Regions from separate parts of the Homo sapiens genome. Here all the other regions are linked to region 7. Evidence: chromatin contacts called from ENCODE Hi-C or POLR2A ChIA-PET data. All regions are on one chromosome and are shown on one strand. Each heading gives the region's core, a stretch centred on a gene start or an enhancer-like site at or near the end of the contact. The rest is flanking DNA. Distances are from core to core; before and after follow the strand shown. Region 1 holds the start of SLC5A6 (solute carrier family 5 member 6). Region 2 holds the start of OST4 (oligosaccharyltransferase complex subunit 4, non-catalytic). Region 3 holds the start of WDCP (WD repeat and coiled coil containing). Region 4 holds the start of AGBL5 (AGBL carboxypeptidase 5). Region 5 holds the start of NCOA1 (nuclear receptor coactivator 1). Region 6 holds the start of UBXN2A (UBX domain protein 2A). Region 7 holds the start of ASXL2 (ASXL transcriptional regulator 2).

Region 1 (2,916 bases), core at 40-2,539, 1.3 Mb before region 7:
AGCAAAACATAACATTTTGAGTTTGAAGTTAGGGTGCACTCAGTAGGAAATGCTTAATAGGAAGCTAGAGGTACCCGTATGTACCTGGAGTGTGGAAAGGTTAAAAAAGACACTAAAGAGATCTAGTTTTGGTAGACATCTGCGTGATGATTACAGCTGAAACCATAATAGGTGGATTCTTTAAATAATATAAGGGTATAAAAGCAGCCAGGCTAAGGAATGGCCTGTATCCAGCATCTAGGGATGTCTTCCCCTCACCCCAAGATGGTGCCCTTCTGATTCAGGCAGCAACGGGCATGCAGCATTAGCTCTCGTGTCGTTTTACAATAAAAGGCCACTTTTGACAAATTTTGCACGCTCCCTGGACATTGGGTGCATATCTGCAGAAGAGAAAGAAACATTAGAACTCCAGAAAGAAAAGCCAAGAAAAGAACAAACGGCGATCAAGAATTAACTGCCAGTACACGTTTCCAGAATTCCTCTAACACGGGGCCGATAAATGGATAAACGGCTCGTGTCCCACCCTTGTAACAGGCTAGGCTAGGAGATGCCATCTCTTCCTCCAGAGTCCTGCGCCGAATCAGCTCCCGACACTTTCAGTACCAGATATCGCACAGGGAAGGTCCTCATCTCTGAAGATCACTATTCGAACTTATTTATTATGCTTTCTGCAGAGACTTCTCAATCTGACAGCCCTAGTTTGGCGCGGTGTAAAACGACCGCAGGTACGTAAAGAACTCATCAAGCATTACAAAAGTACAGCCCTACCACCGCACGATATATGGCGTTCGTGCGTAGAGAGATTACACAAGAGGCAGAGGACCCGTCTGTAGAAAGAACTTAAAGTTATTCTAAAATTAAGGGGCGAAATCAAGTTTCACAGGTCTTTGAAAGTCGGCAGGACTGGGGCGCCGAAGGCCTGCACGACGTGAGTACTTGGGAACAGGACCTGGCTGGGCAGGGTCGGGAAGCGTCAGGGACGAAATCAGAACCGCAGGCCCGCCGAGGAGAAGGGGGAGCCGCTGGCGAGCGCGACGCACGGCTGGCCAGCGACCCTGCTTCAGCCCGACCTCAAACTTGCTTCTGTACCTCGGGTAGCGCCAGAGCCCTTTCCACGCCCAGAGCGAGGAGCAGGGCGGCAGCCCAGGGCACCAGGGTCGTAAGACTACCCGGGTCGTGAGGCGCCATTTTCCGTTCCCTTGGTGCTCCGCTGCTCGCGCGACCCGGCCCCGCGGCCCCGCCCCGCAGCGCGTCAGGCCCTCTTCCCCGGGCGTGGCCTAAGCGGCCCGGTCCAGTCGCCCTGGGGCTGCTTGGGGGCTTTTCCTGCTCGTGGAGCTCTGCGCTGGTCTTCATGCGCCCTAGCCCTCTTTCGGGGATACTGGCCGACCCCCTCTTCCTTTTCCCCTTTAGTGAAGGCCTCCCCCGTCGCCGCGCGGCTTCCCGGAGCCGACTGCAGACTCCCTCAGCCCGGTGTTCCCCGCGTCCGGACGCCGAGGTCGCGGCTTCGCAGAAACTCGGGCCCCTCCATCCGCCCTCAGTAAACATGGCGGCACGGCGAGCGGGGCGGGCAGGGGGCGGGCAGGGGGCGGGGCCCCCGCGGGCTCCCGGCCAGGGCTCTCGGCCGGGCTCTGGCTACCCACGTGTGGAGACCGGGCAGGTGGGCCTGGAGAGCGTGAGCCGGTGCCGAGAGGCACCGGGGAGCGGCGTCTGAGCCGGGGCGGGGACAAGGGGGCGGGGAGGGGCGGAGCGAGCCGGCCTCCGGCGTGGGTCTGAGATCTTAAGTGCGAGCGGTAAGGTGGTGGTCTCCGCCGCGTAGAGGGAAGCGGGAAACCGAGAAAGAACGAGGGTGAGGGTGATGAGGGAAGGGCAAACCTCAAACTCCAGCGGGAGGACACGAGCCTGGATCGCCCCGGGCACCTAGTCCTCTTCACCTCAATGCTGATAGCGCATAGCGTCCCGGAGCCTGGCGAGGAGGTAGGAGCGGGATAGACGCTTCCCTAACTCATTTTCTTTGCCTTCCCAGGAAAAGGGAGCGATGTTGATCTCAGGAAGCACAAAGGGACCTTCCTAGCTCTGACTGAACCACGGAGGTAAGGGAGTGCGTTGCTGCCCCAGGGTGGGCCAGCGCCCTGACTGAAGGGCGCCAGGGGATCCCTGCTCCCGGCGCGACAGTGTTGGTTAGGGCCAGCCAGAAAGCTCCTTAAAGCCGACCCAAGTGATCATCTCGAGTAGCCGAGCCAGGCTTCCCTTCCACATTACCCCCATGGTGTCTGCCTGGAAGTTCCTGAAAGGTTTACGTTTAGCTGGCTGGCAAATTTTCTAAGGTGTTAGTAGCTATTAGCATTTTAAGGAGGGCCCCCAAAGCCTTTCACACCTTGAGGAATTATAGGCCCCAGGACAGATTTTGAGGGAATCTTTTTGGAACAGTTAGTCCTGCAGTGGTCTCATTGCCTTTTGTAGGAGTCAATGCGATCCACTGCAGTGTGTGACCAAAGTGAGTTCAGGTTTTTATTTTTATTTTTATTTTTATTTTGAGACGGAGTCTCGCTCTGTCGCCCAGGCTGGAGTGCAGTGGCGCGATCTCGGCTCACTGCAAGCTCCGCCTCGCGGGTTCACGCCATTCTCCTGCCTCAACCTCCCGAGTAGCTGGGACTACAGGCGCCTGCCACCACGCCTGGCTAATTTTTTGTATTTTTTAGTAGAGACGGGGTTTCACCGTGTTAGCCAGGATGGTCTCGATCTCCTGACCTCGTGATCTGCCCGCCTCGGCCTCCCAAAGTGCTGGGATTACAGGCAGTGATGTGGGACCCCTTTTAAAAACCTGAACTTGGCCTGGCGCGGTGGCCAGGCCACCGATCCGCCAAGGCAGGTGGATCGTCATGTCAGGAGTTTTGAGACCAGCCTGGCCAATATGGT
Region 2 (3,005 bases), core at 494-2,993, 1.2 Mb before region 7:
GTATGAGCCACCATGCCTGGCCAGTTTCTTTCTTCATAAGATGATTTTGAAGGCCCCTTTCGGCTCTGATAGTCTAGGATACTATGCACCTGGGTCAATTGGTTTTAAGCACTTTCAAGGCTTGCTTTCCTGTCATTTTCAGTCTAGAAAGTTTAACTTCCAGGGCTGGCCTAAAGGTAGAGCTTATTTTTAAAAGGGAGGGCTAGTTCTGATTCAACAGTAGACCTAAGTGTTTGGTTGGACTTGGATCTGCTTCAAATTTCCAGGAGACATGAAGCATAATGACGTGTAATCCTTAAGACCTAGACCCTTACTCTCCCAGAGAGGAGCTGGAAACAGACCGCTTACTGAGGGATGCATAAGGGAGTACCTGTCTGGGGTTTCACCAGTGTTGTGTGGAGGGGACTCGGCTTTCTAAATATCAAGCTTCTGGGAAATATTGAGTGGGGGCTGGTGGTGAGGTGCGGGGAGGCCACGGGAACTACAGACTACTAAAGGCAGGGATTATGTTTAGAAGCCACGGGGCTGAAGCCCTTGGGTGACAAGCTGTTGATGGTCCCAGGCCCGGGAAGGCTACTTTGGGATAGTGCATCCCCAGCTCAGTGCACACAGGCGGGAAACTGGTCCCCTGTCCCAAGCCCATAGCATCTCCTGTAGAGTTTTCTTTGGCTCCGAGAAGCAGAGGCCTCCCCTGAGCCCTGGCCCCCCTCTACCGCAAAGCAACTGGCTTCCATTACCCCTGACAGCTCCAGAGCAACAGCCCAGCCCCCGGCCCCGGCCTGGCTCAGTGCCGTTCCCTTTTATGGTGAAGCTGAGAGAAAGCATGGAGTGAGGGGGGAGAAAGCTCTGGCTTGGGCAGAGGCTTGGAGAGTTCCAGGGTGCCTCTCCCCTCGCCAGAGACCCTCGGCTACCCGCAGCCACCGCTCTTCGTTCTCTTCGGCGACCTAATCTGTCCTGAACCCAGGACCCCTCTTGCTTGTCCCAGCCCTTCCTCCTCTTCTCCATTCCTCCCCTTCTCCCTCCCCCACATCCGGGGGGTGATTTCCCACTTGGCCGAAGTCCCACGGTTTGGGTTTTGATTCCGGGAGGGTCCGCCCTATTTCCGACGCCCACCTCCGGGGGGTAGGGTGGAGGGAGGGAGCCCGGCTAAGACAGAACCTGGTCAGATCACAAAAGGCAGGATGGTTCTACTTGGTTGCATGTGGGTCACAAAGGATGGCGCCGGAGAAAGGAGCACCCGGCAGCACCAGCCCTGTCCCCATTCTACAACGCCTCCTACCCCTGTCCCCGCCGTCCGGGCCAGGGAGAGGGCACTGAGGGCAGGACCCAAAGGAAGCACCTGGTTGGGCCGGGCCGGGAAGCGAAGGGTGGGCAGCAGTACTGAGGGCCGGGGCCGGAAGGGGGTTGGAGTATCCCGCCGGCCCCGCCGCTGCACCCTCGCCCCAGCCCACTCCTCGGCTCCGGGGAGGCGGCCACCACGGCTTCGCTAGCCGCGTCCCGAGCCACGCCAGCTGCAGCCAGCTGTGCGGTGCCGGGCCCAGGCGCGCGTCCGCAGCCCCGCCCCACCCCCTACGGCTGGACCTCCCACCGCAGCCGCGCCCGAGGCCCCGCCCCAGCCGCGGCCGTAACGCGCCGCGCGGAGCCGACGAGACGGCGGGGCTAGAGAGGCCGTCCCGACCGCGCCCCCCGCCGGAAGCGGCTTGTTCGGGCCTGAGCTGGCGCTACGAAGTTCCGGTCCAGGTCTCTGACTTCGGGCTTGTTCGCTGGTGGCGTCGGAGCCGAGCCGGACTGGTCAGGTCAGAGGCACGCAGGGGCCGTCCCACGGGCCAGCCCCGCCGTGGCCGTGGCCGTGGCTGGCCCGTGGGGCGAGGACGGGTTCTTGCGAGGGCGAGGAGTGCGCCAGCCCGCAGCTCAGCCCCTCTCTTCTCCGCAGGATGATCACGGACGTGCAGCTCGCCATCTTCGCCAACATGCTGGGCGTGTCGCTCTTCTTGCTTGTCGTTCTCTATCACTACGTGGCCGTCAACAATCCCAAGAAGCAGGAATGAAAGTGGCGCTTTCTCCGCCCCAGGTAACGGCCCGGGGCTGTAGCGCCCAGTCCCCAGAGCTGAGTGGCGAGGCCGCGCCAGGGCTAGCAGGGTTCGAAACTTACAATCAGAAAGTGTCGGGCCAAGCATGATACAGTCCAGAACTGGGCCCCTTTGTCTGCACAGAGTAGAGAGAGAGCGCGCTGTCCTCTCCCCGTAACCTGTTCCCTGCTAGAATGGGAGTGGGTTGCCTAACCCTCACAGTCTCCAGTAGGTAGATGCCCAAGTTGGGAGTATAGTTGTAAGGAGGCACTGACACCGGTAGGAACGAAGGTACCGAGGGAACCATCCAAGTATGAGGATTTGGGCTCTTAAATAGCCCTCATTTTCCCCAGGTTGTTTAGGCCTTATTTGGGCAGATTTTTTTTGGTGAGGGGGGTGACAGATGTAGAATTCTGTTTCCATGTTCTGAGGCCAGGGGTTGGCTGCTGACCCAAACTATAGAGAAGGAAGGGGGGGCTTTGGAGCCAGCCTTAAGTGTGGGTCACAAGTATAAAGGGAACATGGATGGGCGTTACTTCCTGAAGGATTCCCCAGAGGAAAGCTGCAGCATTTTCCTTACCTCAGGTCTTTCCCCCTCTTTTCTAGGGTTCCAGGACATAGTCTGAGGCAAGATGGAGGGTATGAGGGGCCTTCACACTTCACTTCATCCCTTCTACCCATCACAACATACAAAGCAACTACACCTGGATTTTTCCAAACAACTTTTATTTCCTCAGAGTCTTCCTTAATCCTATGGAACAAGAAGCTGCCACTGAATAGGGCCCAGTATAGGGGCTTGCTTTTCTACTCCCTCCCCCCAATATAAAAATATAGACTTTTTTTTGTGGTCCCAAAATCTTGTGCTGCGGAGGGAGGGAAGGGGTGGCAGGTCCCTGTTTTGTTCTGTCTCAAGGTGATACTCTGTAATGCCTTGGA
Region 3 (2,997 bases), core at 173-2,672, 1.8 Mb after region 7:
GGAATGAATGAATGAATATGTAAATGAATTCTACTTTGAGTTCCTCCTCCACCAAAAAATACATTCAGGAATCTAGAAAAATATTTTTTGGAGGAGGTAATATTTGTTTAAAGGGTAATTGGGACTTTTAAAATTTTTTCCCCCTCATTATTACCTGCATTGTTCCAAAAATTGATGTGAGGCCAAGTATATCAATTTTTGGAACAATGGCTCACACCTGTAATCTCAACACTGTAGGAGACCGAGGCAGGAGGATTGCTTGAGCCTAGAAGTTCAAGACCAGCCTGGGTAACATAGCGAGATCCCGTCTCTCTCTCTCTCCTTTTTTTTTTTTTTTTTTTTGAGACAGAATCTTCACTCTGTCGCCAGGATGGAGTGCAGTGGCACAATCTCGGCTCACTGCAACCTCCGCCTCCCAGGTTCAAGCGATTCTCGTGCCTCAGTCTCCCAAGTAGCTGGGATTACAGGCGTGAGACACCAGCGTTCGGCTAATTTTTAAATTTTTAGTAGAGACAGGGTTTCACCATGTTGGCCAGGCTGGTCTCGAACTCCCGACCTCAGGTTATCCGCCCGCCTCAGCCTCCCAAAGTGCTGGGATTACAGGCATGCCATCTTTATTTTTAAAAAAAGAAAAGAAAAGAAAAAGAAAAACATAAAAACTGATGTGAAGATATGATTCTCCTGAGTGGCACTGGAAGATAGGCATGGGGAGAAAAGCCTGGCAAACTGGTCCAGAATGAGCCCCAAGGGTGTTCTTCCTCCATTTCCTCATCCCCACTCTCCCGGATGCTTAGGTCCCAGATGAGGTTGTCTGCATCCCTGAAGGTGTTCTGGCTGTGTTGTTAAAGAAAGATGATTGTCGACTGTACTGTGAGGGTCAGGACCTGGAATTCCTCATAGGTCTGAAGAAGCCTAAGGGACGCACTAAATCCATAGGCTGCGGCCAGAGCAGGCACGCTTAGGGTCGGGGTAGAACAGGGATTTGTAGCTGGGACAGGCCCATGCAGCGGCTTCAGCTCAATGCACAGTATTTTGTGTACAGATAAGAACATTTTCCTGAGAGATTTTATCAGATTTTAAAGAAGGTTAAAAAGCCGTGGTGATCCTAGGGCTCCTGGACTCCTTAGACAAGAGAACCGACGAGAAGTGGGGAAAGAGCTCAAGTGCTTAAGGGAGGGAAAATGTGGCGGGCTTGCGGTCGGTGGTTTTACGGGGACTACCACTCCCAGCGATCCGTGCGGCAGAGCCAGAGCTTATTGGCCAGTGGGACGAACCCTCTGCTAATGTGCATATTCAAAAGCCAATAGACGGGGCCATCTCGGAGCGTGCCTATCCTATCAGAGGACCACCCACCTATCAGAGGACCGATATCACCGCCCACCTATCAGAGGACTGAGGGCCGGTGCTTCCGGTGGCTGCCCAGAACTTCTTATGTGCGGCGGCGTGATGTTGGGCGGCCACAGAGAGATTGGTGTTTTTGTGAGGCAGTGAGACCTAAGGTATTTCATCTCCACTGCTGCCGGGCCTGGCGGGTGTGGGGAGGCTGTAGGGGGTCAGGAGGGAAGTGGATCGGCTCTTGGTGGGTAGGGGGCGGGAAGGAGGAGATTCAGGCGTGCAGAGAGGATGAGGAGAATGGGGCGGGCCGCGTGTGAGGGGTCGCGGGATGAGGATCGAGCTAGGGGTGGGTGTAAATGAGGGATTATGACCGTGACTCGTGAATAACACTCCTGGGAATATGTCCCAAGGAAGTCATCCAAAGTCAGGAAATGCTTTAAGCCTTAAGACCTCGGTCCGAGCTTTATTTATAGCGGGTAGCGGGATAAAGTTGGGTACAGCTAGGAGCAGTTCAGTACATTATGTCACTTCACTGAGTGTATGTGAAGTGGCCTCTAAAACTAATTTATTAAACTTTTAAATAACATAGGGAAATGCTAATATATAATGTTAGATGAAAACCGTGATACAAAGTTGCACAGTATAACTGAAAAAGTTTGACAGCCAAACTATGCATAGAAGAGTCTAGAGGGATTAGTCATAATTTTCTTTGGATGAATGTTTTTTCGTTAACTCTTCTTAATTTTTTTCTTGTGTATGATTTTTGTTTCCAAATAAGTGTAAAGAACTTGAAATCATTTTATAGTGGAAATACAATAAACTTGGAAAACAAGTTGGGGGAGGGATGTACTTTTGTTTAAACCTGCTGGAAATGCCAGTTCACCTGAATCCCTTGATTCTCGTCATGAGTTGTCTTTAAAGAAGATGAAAAACAGAATTAAATGGTTATATACTGAGCACCGGCTCTTAGTTTTCTGACCACCTCTCCGGAGACCTGAACTAATACAGTGGTCTTTTCCCTCCTAAAACACCCAGGGTTCTTGATTTCATGTTCTCCAAAAAACTTATACTCTGGAGATTGTGAAACAATAGGTATACAATTAGTTTCAGGCAAAATCAGTAGCGTTGGGGAATGCCTGAAGAGCATTTAAACCTTGGTCCTCCTGGCCCTCTGATCTTATACAGTGAGGTTCTCCACTACCTTGACTTTAATGATTAACCCTATGTCAGTGATTTCCAAATCCTTACCTCTGACTGCCTAAGGTACATTGGTACCATGTAGACATCTTACATGAAGCACATGTTAATTTCAATTTGTCACATACTACACACGTTCCTCCCCTACTGCCCCCACCCCCACCTCCCCAACAGGGTCTCACTCTGTCACCCAGGCTGGAATGCAGTGGTGTGATCATAGCTTACTGTAACCTTGAACTCCTGAGCTCAAATCCTCTCAGCCTCCATAGTAACTAGGACTGCAGGTGTGGGACGCTGCACCCAGCTAATTTTTATTTTTATTTTTATTATTTTTTATTTTCCTTTTTTATGGAACGCTTCACAAATTTGCAAGTCATCCCTGTGCAGGGGCCATGCTACGCTCTGTATCATTTCAGTCTTAGTATATGTGCTGCCAAAGTGAGCACCCACCTCATTTTTAAAAAT
Region 4 (2,962 bases), core at 292-2,791, 1.2 Mb before region 7:
GAGCCTTTTTCCACCCTCCATTTCGTTCCATATACCTGTTCCCATTCTCAAATTCCGTTTCAGCACAGTCTGGTCGGGTCCACACGTTGAATTCATAGTCAGGGGAAGAGGCAATGCCACTGGTCAGGGCTGACGCCCCACCTCCTACCCCTTCCCCATCACTGGACAAAGATTCCACCTTCTCCACGTGGGCTAGATTCCCTGAATCAAAGCGAGAACTGAACAGCAATCCCCCACAGCGCAGCTCCATGGTGGGGCTGGGAAAGCATCCTCCTGCCCCGCTCTGGCCCTGAGAGCTGGGGGAAAACAAGGGTTAGGTTAAGGAGGAAAGGGAAGACAAATCGAAGAGTTTTCTGGGTATCTCTTGATAAATAAGAGCTATTCTTAGGGAGTGCCCTATGAAACAAAAGGCTGTCTCCCTCTTAGAAAACATAGAAGTGGTCTTCCAGCAAAGGCCAAGAGAAAGCAGCATTCTGTACCCCAACACTAAGGGTTGTAAATGACCTAAAGGGACCCCATTTTACTTTAGCTTGGCTGTTCCCAAATAAAACTCAGTGGCTTAACTATGTTGAAAAACACTAAACTCTCAGCTGCTTTGCAGCCCAAAGATTAGAGAATATAATCAGAGAGGTCAGATTTTCCAAACCTAGCCAAGATACACTCACCACCATACATGGCCACCTTTAGAGATGGGCCGTTCTGGATCTCTGGCTCTGCACTCTCCAGCACAGAGCAGAGAGAGGAATCGAGGTTCTGAGTGTAAATGGGTAGTCCTCTCTCCAGCCTCTGTCCTCACAAGTACTGAGCGGACATTCTGGTGTTGCTCCCCTGAGCCCTGGAAGGGCTGGTTCTTCCTTTTTTGTTCCTACCTTATGCCTAGTATGGAGAAAAACTATAACAGTGGTGCCTCTGCCAAGCCAAAGGCTACTGGGCTCACCTAGCGACTGGAGCTCCCTTCCAGCCAGGGCATGGGTCTGTTTCCATCCCCCTCCGCCCCGTAAGCACTGCACCCTGAGAAAGCTACCCTAGTAGCTGTGGATGAGTAATGGGTGTTCTCAGCACCCCTAAAAGAGGTGGGCTGCTAGAGTCCCACTCGGGGGAAGGAGGCTGGCTTCTCCACCCTCGACTCGCGGGGAACCGTCACACCGAGCGGGCTTGCCCTGGGCAGGGTGGGACTGGGAGGCATGGAAGGGGTCGAGACGGGCTCCCGCGGCAGGGGATTAGGCAGGGAGGGCCTAGGAGTCAGAGGTGAGGCCACGGAGCTGGGCGGGGTCGGGACCGCGTAAGCCAGGTCGGGAGCGGGGTGCGGGGTGGCCTTCGAGGGGCTCGGGCTCAAGGGGCTGAGAGAAGGGGGCGGGGCCGGGGCTGGCGGGGCCGGGGCTGGCGGGGCCCGTAGTCCGCGCAGAGCCCCTCACCTCTCTCCGGGCCGGTGATCCCGCTCCCTCTCCCGCTAGCGAGGCCGCACCTTGGGCCCCGGCACCCGGGCCCTCCACCCGGGCCCCCAAAAACACCCGAGCGCCGCGGTGCCGGGACCCCGCTCTGCCAGGAAACAAGAAGTCTCTCGCCTATTGGCCGTGGCTGCAGCTGGCGACCCGCCCAGTAAAGCTCGCTACCATTGGTCAGCTCTCAGGGTTCCTCGCACGTTAGTGGGTACCTGAGCGAGTGTCGTTCGGGGACGATGGCGGGCAGGAGCGGCCGGAGGGTTCTAGCAGCGTCTTCCGGAAGACGGTTAACGGCCTGCCTGCCGGGAGGCGGGAAAGATAAAGCGGCAGAAACTGGGACTCAACTGCGAAATAAAAAGACATCGTGTGAAACTCCTTATCGCTTAACAGTCTTGTGTCTCTAAAATGAAACACGTAGCCCACTGCGCCGGGAATCCCTCCCGTTTTGTGTTCTGTAGTGTGACGGACGCAAAAGCTGAGTGGAGGATGCGGGCATCGATCCCGCTACCTCTCGCATGCTAAGCGAGCGCTCTACCATTTGAGCTAATCCCCCGCCTGCTGCTTAGTTCTTTCCCTTTGCCTTACAGGTTCACTGCACTGTTCACTGACCAGTGGATCAACCACAGTTCAGGACATTTATTTAGCAGAGTACAATACAGTGGCATCCATGTGCAAGATTCTAAAAATCAAGCATATAATCGTGTGCTTAAGCAGAAAACATTCTAAAACACGTTACCACATGTACATTGAACGCAGAAAGAGCGTTACCGTATACTACATACTACGGTGTTCCCTATGGACTGACGGCAGTACGAATGCTAAGTCACAGGAGGCCTCCAAGCCTTTCCCCTTATGGGATAATTGAATTAAATTGAGGTTAAAAATTACAGACGAAGTCCTTCGAGCCGGAATCGAACCAGCGACCTAAGGATTGCCACGCCCTATCCACTACAGTCCTCCGCTCTACCAACTGAGCTATCGAAGGCTCCGCTGCGATAAGATGCTGCTGATAGCCCTCTAATGCTTACCGCAACCTCATCCAGCCATGACCCCCGCTTTCTCCAGCTGAAGGAACCTGCCAGGGCAGGAGACCCATGGGACCTCACAGAGCTGAGAAAGCCGGAGACCCAAAGGCAAGGAAAAGAAGCTGCCCAAAGTCCGGGTTCTCAGGCCAGAACGGAGGCCACACCGGCCCTGAGCTTCCCGGCTTTTTAACAAAATGTTCCCAACACCCCGCGGTGGTTTCTCCTGGACCGCGAACGCCGAGCCCGCCGCCGCCTCCTGGAGCTCCGGGGCAGCGCTTGTGCCGCGGTACCTGCACTCACAGGGGCTTTGCGACCGCGACGCGCAAACCCTGCTCGAGAGCCGATGGGCCACTTTGGCTGCTCCTGCTCCACATTTCCCTTGGCTTCTCCGGACGTGCTCTCCTGACGCGAACGACATTCGCTCGGCCAATTAACTCAGGTTTTGTCAGGCTCTATTCGTCCTGACCAGTGCAAGAGAGACGGCGACCGCGGGGT
Region 5 (3,267 bases), core at 518-3,017, 1.4 Mb after region 7:
GGCCCCTCTGGCCAACTTTCGTTGTTATTGTTGTTGTTTTGTTTGCTTTTTTTTTGAGACTAGCCTCCAACCAATTCCAGAAGAGGAGACAAACCTCAAACAAATTTAACCCTTGAGATCCATCCCTCAACTGTATCATATAATCTACGCTTCACGGCAGTAATGTTTTAAGCAGACACTTGATTTCTTAATCACTGAAATGTAAGCACCAGCCCTCACAAATCATCGCCACAGAGATTCCTCTTGGCATCCACAGAGGGTGCTGGGACTGCAATTCACTCAAGAACCCTTTACTCACCAACATCACACTCGACATTAAAAACTCACCGTCTCCGAAGAAAAAATGTCACCTTCTGCACAAGGACACCTGCCTGTTCAACACCTCTACAAGAAACGAGGAGGGCCAAGCATGAGAGGCTAACAGATCCTCCAGCTTAAAGTTTTCCTCCCCATGAAACTCTCCGGACACAACACCGTGGCCTGTCCTTGTCACACACACACAGGCTGTATTGTCAACCCCTCCGTCTCCCTCTAACGTCGTCAGACTGGGCAGTGTCTACCCATGGGGGTAACTGCTTTTAAATAAAATAAAAAAGCAGCCACCACAGCTGGGTAGTAAGGACTGGAGACCCTGGGTGTCCGATTTTTTCAGGTCTTTTACAAGGGACTAGAGAGCGGCCCGAATTCTGTCACTGCCCACTAACCAACCCCACCTCCCAATCGCCTCGTCAACATGTTTGCTTCCCTTCCTCGGCCCTTTCGGCTGAATCCCAGGAAGGGGACCAAACCCGGGCCGCGACAGGAACATGTCCAGTATCCATCCCATGTCTACCTCCGAAACCCCTTCTCGGGAGAAGGGGCGAGCAAGCGCGCCGGGGTCAAACCCAAGCGCCGTCGAGGGCTGCGCCGACGGAGAGGGACGCCGCGGTCGCCCCCATTTCGCGGTCCCGGCAGGCGAGATTCCGAGAGGTGAGCGGGCCGGCCAAGGTCACGGCGTCGTCGGGGCCGAGGGGCGCCCGCGCCGACTTCCGGCTCCCCCTCTCGGCGGCGGCCCGGGGCGCCCGCTCCCCACGCCGGGCAGGCGGCCGCGCAGCTCGCACCCCCTCCGCGGATGCTCGCCCTCTCCGCGCTAACTAGGGCAACTGGAAAAGAGGCGGAGAGAAGTCGCTGCTGCAGCGATTTCCCCCGGCGGGGAGCAGCCCCCAGCTGGTGCCCGTGACAGCTGCGACCTCCGCCCCCTCCAGCCGCGCCGGGCCGCGAGGGGAACTCGGGGAAGTGGGAGGAGGATGGAGCGGGAGAAAGGAGAGCAGGGGGCGGAGGGGCGCCAGCTGCTCCCCGCCCCCTAGGGCCTCCGCGGCCGCGCGGCTCGTGACAGCTGCACCCACCGGGAGGCTCCGCACCCGCAGCCCGCCACTCACCTGCCGCCGCCGCCTCTGGGCCCCGCTCACCGGCGCCGCACTCGTCCGCGACCGTGGCGGCGGCGCCGCCCCGGCCTCCGCCGCTCCTCGGGCCCGGCGCCGCGGCTCTCCGGCCCCCTCCTCCGGAGCAGGGGTCCCCCCGCAGGGGGATGCAGAGGGAACCTGACGCAGGCTCCGCTCGAGGGAGCAGCAGCGAACAGGCGGCGGAGGCCCTCAAGGCCGCGAGGCAGCCGTCGGAGGACAGAGCTCAGCAAATCGCGTCAGACTCCCGCTCGCCCGGCCTGAAGAACAGGCATTTCAGCCGCTCTCCGCGGCCGCCATGTTCTCCTCCTCGGCCGCCACCGCCGCCGCCGCCACCGCCCCCCGCTCGCGGCACCGCCCCCTTCGCGCCCCGCCCCGCCCCGCCCGTTCCCGGCCGCCCGCCTGCCCGCCCGCCGCACTTCCCCTGCCGGCTCCGGCCGCCCGGGCCGCCGCGACCCGGTGCCCGCGAGCTCCGACAGTGCGCCCGGGACAGCGCGCCCCCAGCCCGCCGGGCCTGCCGGGCCCGCCGAGCGAGGAACCGCCCCGCGCCCTCTGCCGGCCCGCCCCAGCCGGCGTCCTAACGAAGTGTGGGAAAGGAGGCCCGAACTCTTCCCCGCCCGTCTCAACTCCTCCCCGCCCCTCTCCTGCCCTCCCCTCGGGGCGTTCCTCCCACTGCTGCCGGGAAGCGGCCTCGAACACCAGGGCGCTCGCAGCTAGGCCGCCGGGCCTGCCGCCTCCCGCTGTTCTTTATCTTTCTGGGAAGGTGTCGGAGCGGCGAGAGGCCCTGCGGACGGGGCGGAGTCGGCTCCGGGCCTGTCCCTCCACTCGGGCGTTCTGTTACTTTGAGCGAGACATATCCCGCGGGCCTCGTTTTTTATTCTGTAAAATTGGGAGGTGGTTGCCTAGATGATTTCACAGGCTATTAGACAAGAGAAAAGGAAGATCGTCTGCCCCCTTCGTTTTACAGATGAAAAGATCTGCCTGACCCGTTCTGGCTCTGCAATTCCATGAATTATCTAAAATGTCTGTCATTCACAGATCTTTCCCCTCAAGGGGCCCACACCTTTCTTCTTATCTCCCTTTTCTTTTTTTTTTTTTTTTAACTTCTCTAATAGAAGTGCTACTTCCAAAAGTAGAGTGTTCTTGTCACCAGAGGAATCGAACAGCGGCTGAACAGCCTCTCTGAGCTGCGATGGCCTTATCTGGACCGCATCCCGCATTCCAAAGGCTGGCAATGCAATATATACCTATGTCTCTCCCTGGGTTGTCCTAAGCATGAATGAGTCACTCGCCGTGGAAGTGCCTTGTAAAGCATACATCTGTCCATTCCTTTCTTTTATTCTTACCCCATTTCGCACTCTTACCCTTCCTCAATCCTGTCCTGCTGCTGCTGTCTCCCGGCGTTTCCTGCTGTTTCGCTTCCTGTGTGTTCTCCCCTAAATCAATCTCTGTAAATCCTTAAGCCCTTCCCACCCTTCTCCCAACTGGGGAACCTGACAGCCTTGAAAACACCAATCTCCGTGGCAGCTCTCTGAGTCGACGGGCAGCTTCTTTCACAGGCAGGTACTACTGTATGCTTTCACCATCCTCTTCCTATCCTTGTCACGCTCATAAAGTAATCGCTAGACCACACCCCCACATGCATTCATATATTCATTCATTTATATATTCATTCCCCTGATTCTTATCGGAGACCTACTACTGGGGCCCTAGGTGCATCTCCTGAGCTCTGGCTTAGCAGTACCTCTAGCCACCCGCAGAGTCCCTATCCCCAATAATAGCTGAAAATACCCGGGCACTCATGAGTTTCGTCCCCTAATGTAGGGCC
Region 6 (3,160 bases), core at 280-2,779, 1.9 Mb after region 7:
ATTCTCCTGCCTCAGTTTTTCTGAGTAGCTGGGATTACAGACGCCCCCCATCACGCCCAGCTAATTTCTGTATTTTTAGTAGAGAGAGACGGGGTTTCACCATGTTAGCCAGGCTGGTCTAGAACTGCTGACCTCAGGTGATCTGCCCACCTCAGCCTTTCAAAGTGCTGGGATTACAGGCGTGAGCCATCGCTCCGGGCCCTGATTATTTGCTTAATATCTGTTTTGCCCAATGACACTGTAGAGTCTAAAGGCAGAGTCTGTAATTGTCACTATTGTATCCTTAGCATTCAGTACACAGTAGGTACTAAAATTTTTTTGAATGAAAAAAATTAAATCAAGTGTATGCTAATTATTATACATTATTAAATTAAAATGCAAGTAAAGTACCCTCCACAGTGCCCAGCTGAAAACAACTGCTCAGTAAGTGTGAGCTTCCATTAACACTGGACTGCAGTCAGCCTCATATCATTAGTGTGCTTAACCACTCCCTCCTGCACACATTTTTTACACATTTTTGGACTCCGCCAGTGCCTAGCACTAACATTAGTGTTATAAAAAGATACTCTGTATTCACTGAATTTAATTGCCTTTTAAATAAATCCGACTTTCAGCATATTTAGAAAGAAGACACAACATGAACTTTTAAAGTTTCCCCCCTAAAAACAAACTGCAACCGGCCAGACTTCATACTACCACATTATTTTCTGCATTCGCATCAAAACAAATCAGCAGTTTCCTATCTTTACTTATCTCAAATTACGTACATAGGAACTCAACGCTGGATGCCACACGAACATTCATCATTGCTGACAAGTAATAAACTCTTTTATTACTGGCAGCGAAAAGGAAAAAAAAAAGGCACAAAGAAGAAATTAAGGAAACGTGAAATCAGCGAACACCAGGCCTTCAAAACATCAGAGAAAGTGAGTGGTGGGAGTCGGGTGAAGTCACTAATAGGCATACTTTGTATCACTGGACTGCGATCGTGCAGCGTTCGCCTTTGAAAATAGAAACATTGTGTTGCGCATAACTGTAAGTTTCGGAACGCCCTGCGAGAGAACCAGGAGCTGTGCCTTCAGCTAGCTCGCAAGTCAAGCCGCAGGCGAGTCAGGGGCTCGGGGTCGCCGCTCACCTGGGCTGGGCGGGACCCTGGCTCGGGCTCCGCCGCCGGCGCCCCTTCCCGAGTCGCAAACACGCGGCCCTCCGGAGCGAGACTCCCCCCGACACCGACGATCCGCGGCGGCCAAGCCACAGGCCGCGACCCCTCGGCCCCAGCCGGCAGGCGACCGCCCCGCCCCGCCCTCACCCCGCCGGACGCGGCGCGGCCCCGGGACGCTCACCTCCGGGCACGGCCTCCCGGCCTCGGCCTCACTCAGCTCAGGCACCGCAGGCACCGTTTGGCCGCGGGCTCCGTTTGGCTGGAGCCCTTCAGAGCCGGAGCGCCGCCGCCCCAGACCGCCTCAGGTTCCGCGGCCGCGCCGCTGAGATCCCGCCAGCCTCTCTCGGTCTTCGCCAGGCGCCCAAGCGCGCGCCGACGCCGGCTCCGCGCAGACCCGAGGAGCGCGCGCGGACGCGGGGGCGCGCCGAGGGCGGGGCTTGCCGCGGCCGGGCGCTTCAAGTCCCGGCGGGAACGGCGCTAATGGCCGCCTCCCCTTCCCACCACTGGCCCGGCGGCTAGCTGCCTTCATGGGTAGGGGAGATGCAGGCAGCTCGGTGTGTGCTCACCAGAGAACCCAGAGTGTGCTTACCTGGGTACCTCCTCAGCCTCAGAAACCATGGAGAGACATCCCTGCATTCTGACAATGTTGAACTTGACCTGAGCCCTGTGGACAACGAAGTTGAAGAAACCCCCACCCACCTTTTTTTTTTTTTTTTTTTGAGACTAAATCTCGCTCTTGTCCCCCAGGTTGGAATACAATGGCGCGATCTTGGCTCACCGCAACCTCCGCCTCCCGGATTCGAGCGATTCTCCTGCCTCAGCCTCCGGAGTAGCTGGGATTACAGGCGCCTGCCAGCACGCCCGGCTAATTTTTGTATTTTTAGTAGAGACGGGGTTTCACCATGTTGGCCAGGCTGGTCTTGAACTCCTGACCTCAGGTGATCCGCCCGCCTTGGTCTCCCAATGTGCTGGGATTACAGGCGTGAGCCACCGCGCCCGGCCCCTTTGTGTTCCTAAAAGGACTTACTACACGCAACCGCCCTTCCGCATGTGACTTTGTCAGGACTCAAGGATGCCCCCGTCGTTAGCTGTGACAAGGTCAGGCCCAGACCCTCTAAATTCCAGTTCTTCGCCTCGCAAATAGTTAGCTGACCTGCCTGTACTCACGATGTGGACAAATCCCGGCTGCCTTGACTTGACAGGACTTGAGTGAAGCAGCTCTCCCTGGGCCTCTCTACACGGTGACCGAGCCTCAGCCGCAGCCAGCGAGCAGCCCTCCTCATCCACCGCCTGAAAATAGACGGACCCCAGGGAAACAGTCTCTGTATAGTCTCATCGCTGCCACCTCCAGTCTTCTCCCCACTTCCCCACACCCGGGTCTTTCTAGCCCTGTTCACTCATCTCTGTAAAAGGAAAGCCCTTTTCTGCCTGACCCAGGAGATCGCTGCAGATCTCATGGTTGGAGAGTTCTCCCGGTTGCTGTAGCCTCCCCCAATCCCCACTCTCAGTTGCAATAGTTTCTTTCCCTTTTCTTGGATCTCTTCCACTGAACTCTCTCCTTACGTATATCCAGATTTGTTTTTTATTTTATAGTCCAGCATTCTCCCAATTGCAACAGTCCTTCTTCCTATTGCAATAGTTCTCCACCCTTATTGCAATAGTCCTTTTCCCCCCTGTTGCAATAATCCTTTCCGAATAAAGTCTCGGTTTGCCTAAATCGGGATTTATTTGTAAGTCTTTAGTGCGGGGACTCAGATTGAGATTGATCCTCACCTACAGGCCCATGCCGTTCCCCCCACCACCACCTCCCTCATCTCCTGTTCAGTGATTTTGGGAGCCTGTGGTGAGTTCAAATCTCACTGCTCATGAGACCGTGTCTGTTGAAGCACAATAAGGAGTTAAATTGATCCCATTAGGCAAAGAGACTTTTCTTTGACCATTCTGTGAGAGCTCTTCCGATTTTTTGGTCCCAGCACCATTTAATGAAGAGAGGATTCT
Region 7 (2,924 bases), core at 152-2,651:
CTGGGATTACAGGCGTGAGCCACCGCACCTGGCGAGAAGGCCTTCTTAGACTACAGACATAAGCTTTGGAGGGAGGTGGTACATACTACCTGTGTAATGCATAAGGCTATGAATTACCAAAGACATTTGGGAAAATATATCCATATCAATTGCTGAAATAGGCTGTTTGATCCATGACTGAACGGAAATATAAGGAAGTATCTAGATACTTCTAGATGGCCTCTCAAACTCCCTTTAATATCTTTTTCTCTTTTTTTTTTGCACAACAGATCCTTTTTGAAAAATGGAGGAAAAGTTATGAATCCTCTTAAAAAATTCACATATAACACACAAAATATAGTTCATAATTTTAGGGAGTCCATGAATTTCTGAAACGCATCCATAAACTTTAAGTATTGCTCTCACCTGTCTTTCCTCCCAAGAGGCAATCCAATCCTCAGTCCTATTTCACACTATAGTAAGTTTACTGGATTGTTTGGAAGCAGCTTCTGGAAGCAGGTGGATTTGGGAGATCAGCAGTTGTTACTACATTCTTCTTACTTTGCAAGGTATCAAGGTGTAGATGATGTAAGAGAAGATGCCACATTCTGGATCTTTCAGAAAGCTGTTACGGATACTACAAATAATGGTCTCTGACCACAGAAATAGGTGAATCATTCAGCAAATATTTACTGGGCGCCTGATATGTACAGGCACTATGCTAGGGACTGAGCTCACCGAAATAAAGAAGACACCATTTCTGTCATTGATGAGTAGCTTCACATGTAAAAGCATGGATGCAGTTACTGGTGGCCTTAAAAACAAAGTCACCTAAGTTTGAGGCATTCTGGGGAGATGGAAAGGGCTCTGAGCTGGCAATTTGATTTTTGGTTTCTCTACATCCCAGACTTATGAGCTTGGCAAGTCACTCAATCTCAGTTGCTTCGCCTATCGAATGGGGTTAATAGGCAGACGAGAATTGTTGCCTATCTTCAAAAAGATAACCTCTGTAAAAATGCAAATAAATGAGAAAACACAAACGCAGGGCTGATCTAAAGTGATAGTTGGCAGAGCCACCCACTGAGGGAAGAGTTCAGCTCCCCAGGTCTACACAGCCTGTGCAGCGCCTCGCAAGAGGCGGGATCCGCTCAGTAAGCTTTCCCGGATGGCACAGGTTCCGCTTCCGCAGGCAGATATTCGCTGTAGGTGTGAGCGCCAGGCGTCAGACTACAGCTACTGCCGGGGCCTCCTTGGCGCGCATGCTCCTGCGGAGAGGCGGAGACCGGAAGGGCGGGGGCGTGGCGAGGTACCGCAGACCGCCGGCTCGATAGCTCAGCGGCCGGGCTTGGGAGGCGGGGGCGCGCCCGCGCTCGTTCGCGCGGCCGGCTGCGTACAGTAGTGACGGCCGCGCGGGAGCGGTCACATGACCGTAGCGGCAGCCTGTACAGTAAGAACCCAATATGGCAGCGGCGGTAGCAGTGGCAACGGCAGCAAGAGGACCGGCCGCCCCATAGACCCCCCCGCGCACCACCCCCGCCGCTTCCTCTGCTTGGGTGCCCCCCCGGTCTGACTTCCCTTTTCTCCCACCTTTCCCGGCACCGCGGGAAAAGCAGCGCAGGGCAGAGCAGGCAGGGAGGGCGGCCGGAGCCCGGACACGGGAGCCTCCCAGTCAGTTCAAGACCCGACATGAGGGAAAAGGGACGTAGGAAGAAGGGCAGGACCTGGGCGGAGGCCGCCAAGACGGTAAGGGGGAGGGAGCGAAGGGGAAGGCCGGGAGGATTTTGTTCCCTTGTCGCCCGCCAGTCGCAGGGAAAGGGAGGTCACTGGCCCAGGGACCCGGCTGAAGGGGCACAAAACCGCGCGGAGAGGGCGGCGGTTAGTGTCGGGGTTGCGATCCCTGTGGGAATGGAGGCGCCCGGCGGAACGTGATAGCCGCGGGGCCGTGGCGTCCCTCGGCGTCTGCGGCGAGTCCTCTCAGTGTTTTGAGGCTGTCTTTTGGGGTCGAGCCGATATCACCTCCGCTCTGTGGTAGCCCTCGCCCCGGCACGGGGAAGTCTGTGGTGCTTGCACGGTAACCGGTTCTTCTCCCTTGTGCGGCTGGAGAGCCCCCATTGGATGCAGATAGGAGAAGGCTTGTGCGTGCATCCAGCCCCGGAAAGGAGAGGGGAGCGCTGGAGCTGGATAGAATTTACCCGTTACAGCGGACGTGCCTGTGACCCCGGGCCCCCTGTTTGTCTGGCTCCCGGAGCAGACGAGAGATCACGAGGCTTTTGTTTTTGTTTGGTGTTGGAGCCGAAAGTGCAGGAGGTGTTTAGAAACGAAGTAACAGGTGGGACTTGTAGAATTTTTTTTTTTCCTGTTTCCGTAGAGACCTACTCTGAACAAGGCAGCAATGCATGGTGGGACGTGTAGTTTACCCGGCCTTCACGTTACCCTAGCCAAAGGGATGGTGCCCTAATGAAGTTGTAATTAGTGGGCAAAACAATTTTCCCCCTAATTGTGTTATGACGAAATTTAGAGGTAGATTTTAAAAAGTGGAATATTGAGGATTAGTGAGAACTTTTACCATATTTTAAGAAGAAAAAATTAAAAGCATGTTGTATGCAGAAATGAAATGGCAGGAGATAGTGAAGTTCATACATCGTTGAGGGTGCAGCAGAAAAGTAATAGGGCATTAAACGGCAGCATTTTAATAGTGGAAAGTGAGAGGTGTTCACCCCTTTAATGGTGATTAATGCCGGTAATACTTCGACAACGTAGCCCTTCTTAGTGAACCCTTATTAGATGCCATATGGTTTATTTTTTAATGAGTTTTTTAAATATAAAAGTAATGTTCACTGTGGGGAAATTTGGAAAATTATAAAAAAGTATAAAGAAGAACATTTAAAAAAAATCACATTTATTTCACCGCTCGGCTGTATCTGCTAACATTTGGTATATTACCG

The links. A loop is a pair of places that touch in the nucleus more often than their neighbours do. ChIA-PET counts read pairs that join two places held with the same protein, here RNA polymerase II (POLR2A). Pooled maps may share reads with other maps.
Region 1: a loop to region 7 is called in a map of CD4-positive, alpha-beta T cell, with 5 times the contacts of the local background. The contact joins the promoter of SLC5A6 here to the promoter of ASXL2 in region 7. A Hi-C loop is called at or near these places in 1 of 168 maps with a recorded cell type or tissue (CD4-positive, alpha-beta T cell), 1 of 37 single-sample maps with no recorded cell type and 12 of 50 pooled maps. POLR2A ChIA-PET finds 5 or more read pairs at or near these places in 1 of 52 experiments (common myeloid progenitor, CD34-positive).
Region 2: a loop to region 7 is called in a map of naive thymus-derived CD4-positive, alpha-beta T cell, with 10 times the contacts of the local background. The contact joins the promoter of OST4 here to the promoter of ASXL2 in region 7. A Hi-C loop is called at or near these places in 2 of 168 maps with a recorded cell type or tissue (B cell and naive thymus-derived CD4-positive, alpha-beta T cell) and 8 of 50 pooled maps.
Region 3: a map of B cell shows a loop between it and region 7 (32-fold over the local background). The contact joins the promoter of WDCP here to the promoter of ASXL2 in region 7. A Hi-C loop is called at or near these places in 2 of 168 maps with a recorded cell type or tissue (B cell and CD8-positive, alpha-beta T cell) and 6 of 50 pooled maps.
Region 4: a loop to region 7 is called in a map of naive thymus-derived CD4-positive, alpha-beta T cell, with 14 times the contacts of the local background. The contact joins the promoter of AGBL5 here to the promoter of ASXL2 in region 7. A Hi-C loop is called at or near these places in 1 of 168 maps with a recorded cell type or tissue (naive thymus-derived CD4-positive, alpha-beta T cell), 3 of 37 single-sample maps with no recorded cell type and 8 of 50 pooled maps.
Region 5: a map of CD4-positive, alpha-beta T cell shows a loop between it and region 7 (4-fold over the local background). The contact joins the promoter of NCOA1 here to the promoter of ASXL2 in region 7. A Hi-C loop is called at or near these places in 2 of 168 maps with a recorded cell type or tissue (CD4-positive, alpha-beta T cell and naive thymus-derived CD4-positive, alpha-beta T cell), 1 of 37 single-sample maps with no recorded cell type and 7 of 50 pooled maps.
Region 6: a loop to region 7 is called in a map of B cell, with 29 times the contacts of the local background. The contact joins the promoter of UBXN2A here to the promoter of ASXL2 in region 7. A Hi-C loop is called at or near these places in 1 of 168 maps with a recorded cell type or tissue (B cell), 1 of 37 single-sample maps with no recorded cell type and 9 of 50 pooled maps. POLR2A ChIA-PET finds 5 or more read pairs at or near these places in 1 of 52 experiments (OCI-LY7).

What each region holds. Positions count from the first base shown.
Region 1 is chr2:27,210,641-27,213,556 of GRCh38, reverse strand. SLC5A6 (solute carrier family 5 member 6) reads left to right here and starts at 1,289. Exons shown (of 17, transcript NM_021095.4): 1 at 1,289-1,537; 2 at 2,024-2,090. It overlaps ATRAID (all-trans retinoic acid induced differentiation factor), which reads right to left and starts at 1,516. Exons shown (of 7, transcript NM_001170795.4): 1 at 1,090-1,516; 2 at 259-380. The coding sequence starts at 1,188. RefSeq lists silencers at 1,093-1,342, 1,533-1,852 and an enhancer at 2,635-2,916.
Region 2 is chr2:27,070,392-27,073,396 of GRCh38, reverse strand. It overlaps OST4 (oligosaccharyltransferase complex subunit 4, non-catalytic), which reads left to right and starts at 1,743. Exons shown (of 3, transcript NM_001134693.2): 1 at 1,743-1,796; 2 at 1,934-2,071; 3 at 2,676-2,925. The coding sequence starts at 1,935. The coding sequence ends at 2,048. AGBL5 (AGBL carboxypeptidase 5) reads right to left here. Exons shown (of 15, transcript NM_021831.6): 15 at 2,779-3,005. RefSeq lists enhancers at 535-594, 2,025-2,264 and a silencer at 1,275-1,974.
Region 3 is chr2:24,045,816-24,048,812 of GRCh38, reverse strand. WDCP (WD repeat and coiled coil containing) reads left to right here and starts at 1,422. Exons shown (of 4, transcript NM_025203.3): 1 at 1,422-1,499. It also overlaps a transcript of FKBP1B not described here and the pseudogene RNU6-370P.
Region 4 is chr2:27,050,247-27,053,208 of GRCh38, reverse strand. It overlaps AGBL5 (AGBL carboxypeptidase 5), which reads right to left and starts at 1,541. Exons shown (of 15, transcript NM_021831.6): 1 at 1,416-1,541; 2 at 36-296. The coding sequence starts at 250. TRY-GTA2-1 (tRNA-Tyr (anticodon GTA) 2-1) reads right to left here and starts at 2,427; the gene lies at 2,339-2,427. TRA-AGC8-1 (tRNA-Ala (anticodon AGC) 8-1) reads right to left here and starts at 1,995; the gene lies at 1,923-1,995. It overlaps AGBL5-AS1 (AGBL5 antisense RNA 1), which reads left to right and starts at 2,945. Exons shown (of 2, transcript NR_046730.1): 1 at 2,945-2,962. RefSeq lists silencers at 1,041-1,090, 1,111-1,550, 1,954-2,248, 2,951-2,962 and enhancers at 1,287-1,786, 2,101-2,330, 2,501-2,790.
Region 5 is chr2:24,489,754-24,493,020 of GRCh38, reverse strand. NCOA1 (nuclear receptor coactivator 1) reads right to left here and starts at 1,767. Exons shown (of 23, transcript NM_003743.5): 1 at 1,419-1,767. RefSeq lists silencers at 995-1,484, 1,639-1,797, 1,775-2,114.
Region 6 is chr2:23,938,832-23,941,991 of GRCh38, reverse strand. It overlaps UBXN2A (UBX domain protein 2A), which reads right to left and starts at 1,529. Exons shown (of 7, transcript NM_181713.4): 1 at 1,344-1,529. RefSeq lists an enhancer at 783-892 and silencers at 1,023-1,502, 1,563-1,662, 1,524-1,719.
Region 7 is chr2:25,876,964-25,879,887 of GRCh38, reverse strand. ASXL2 (ASXL transcriptional regulator 2) reads left to right here and starts at 1,401. Exons shown (of 13, transcript NM_018263.6): 1 at 1,401-1,722. The coding sequence starts at 1,666. RefSeq lists a silencer at 1,222-1,381 and an enhancer at 2,292-2,341.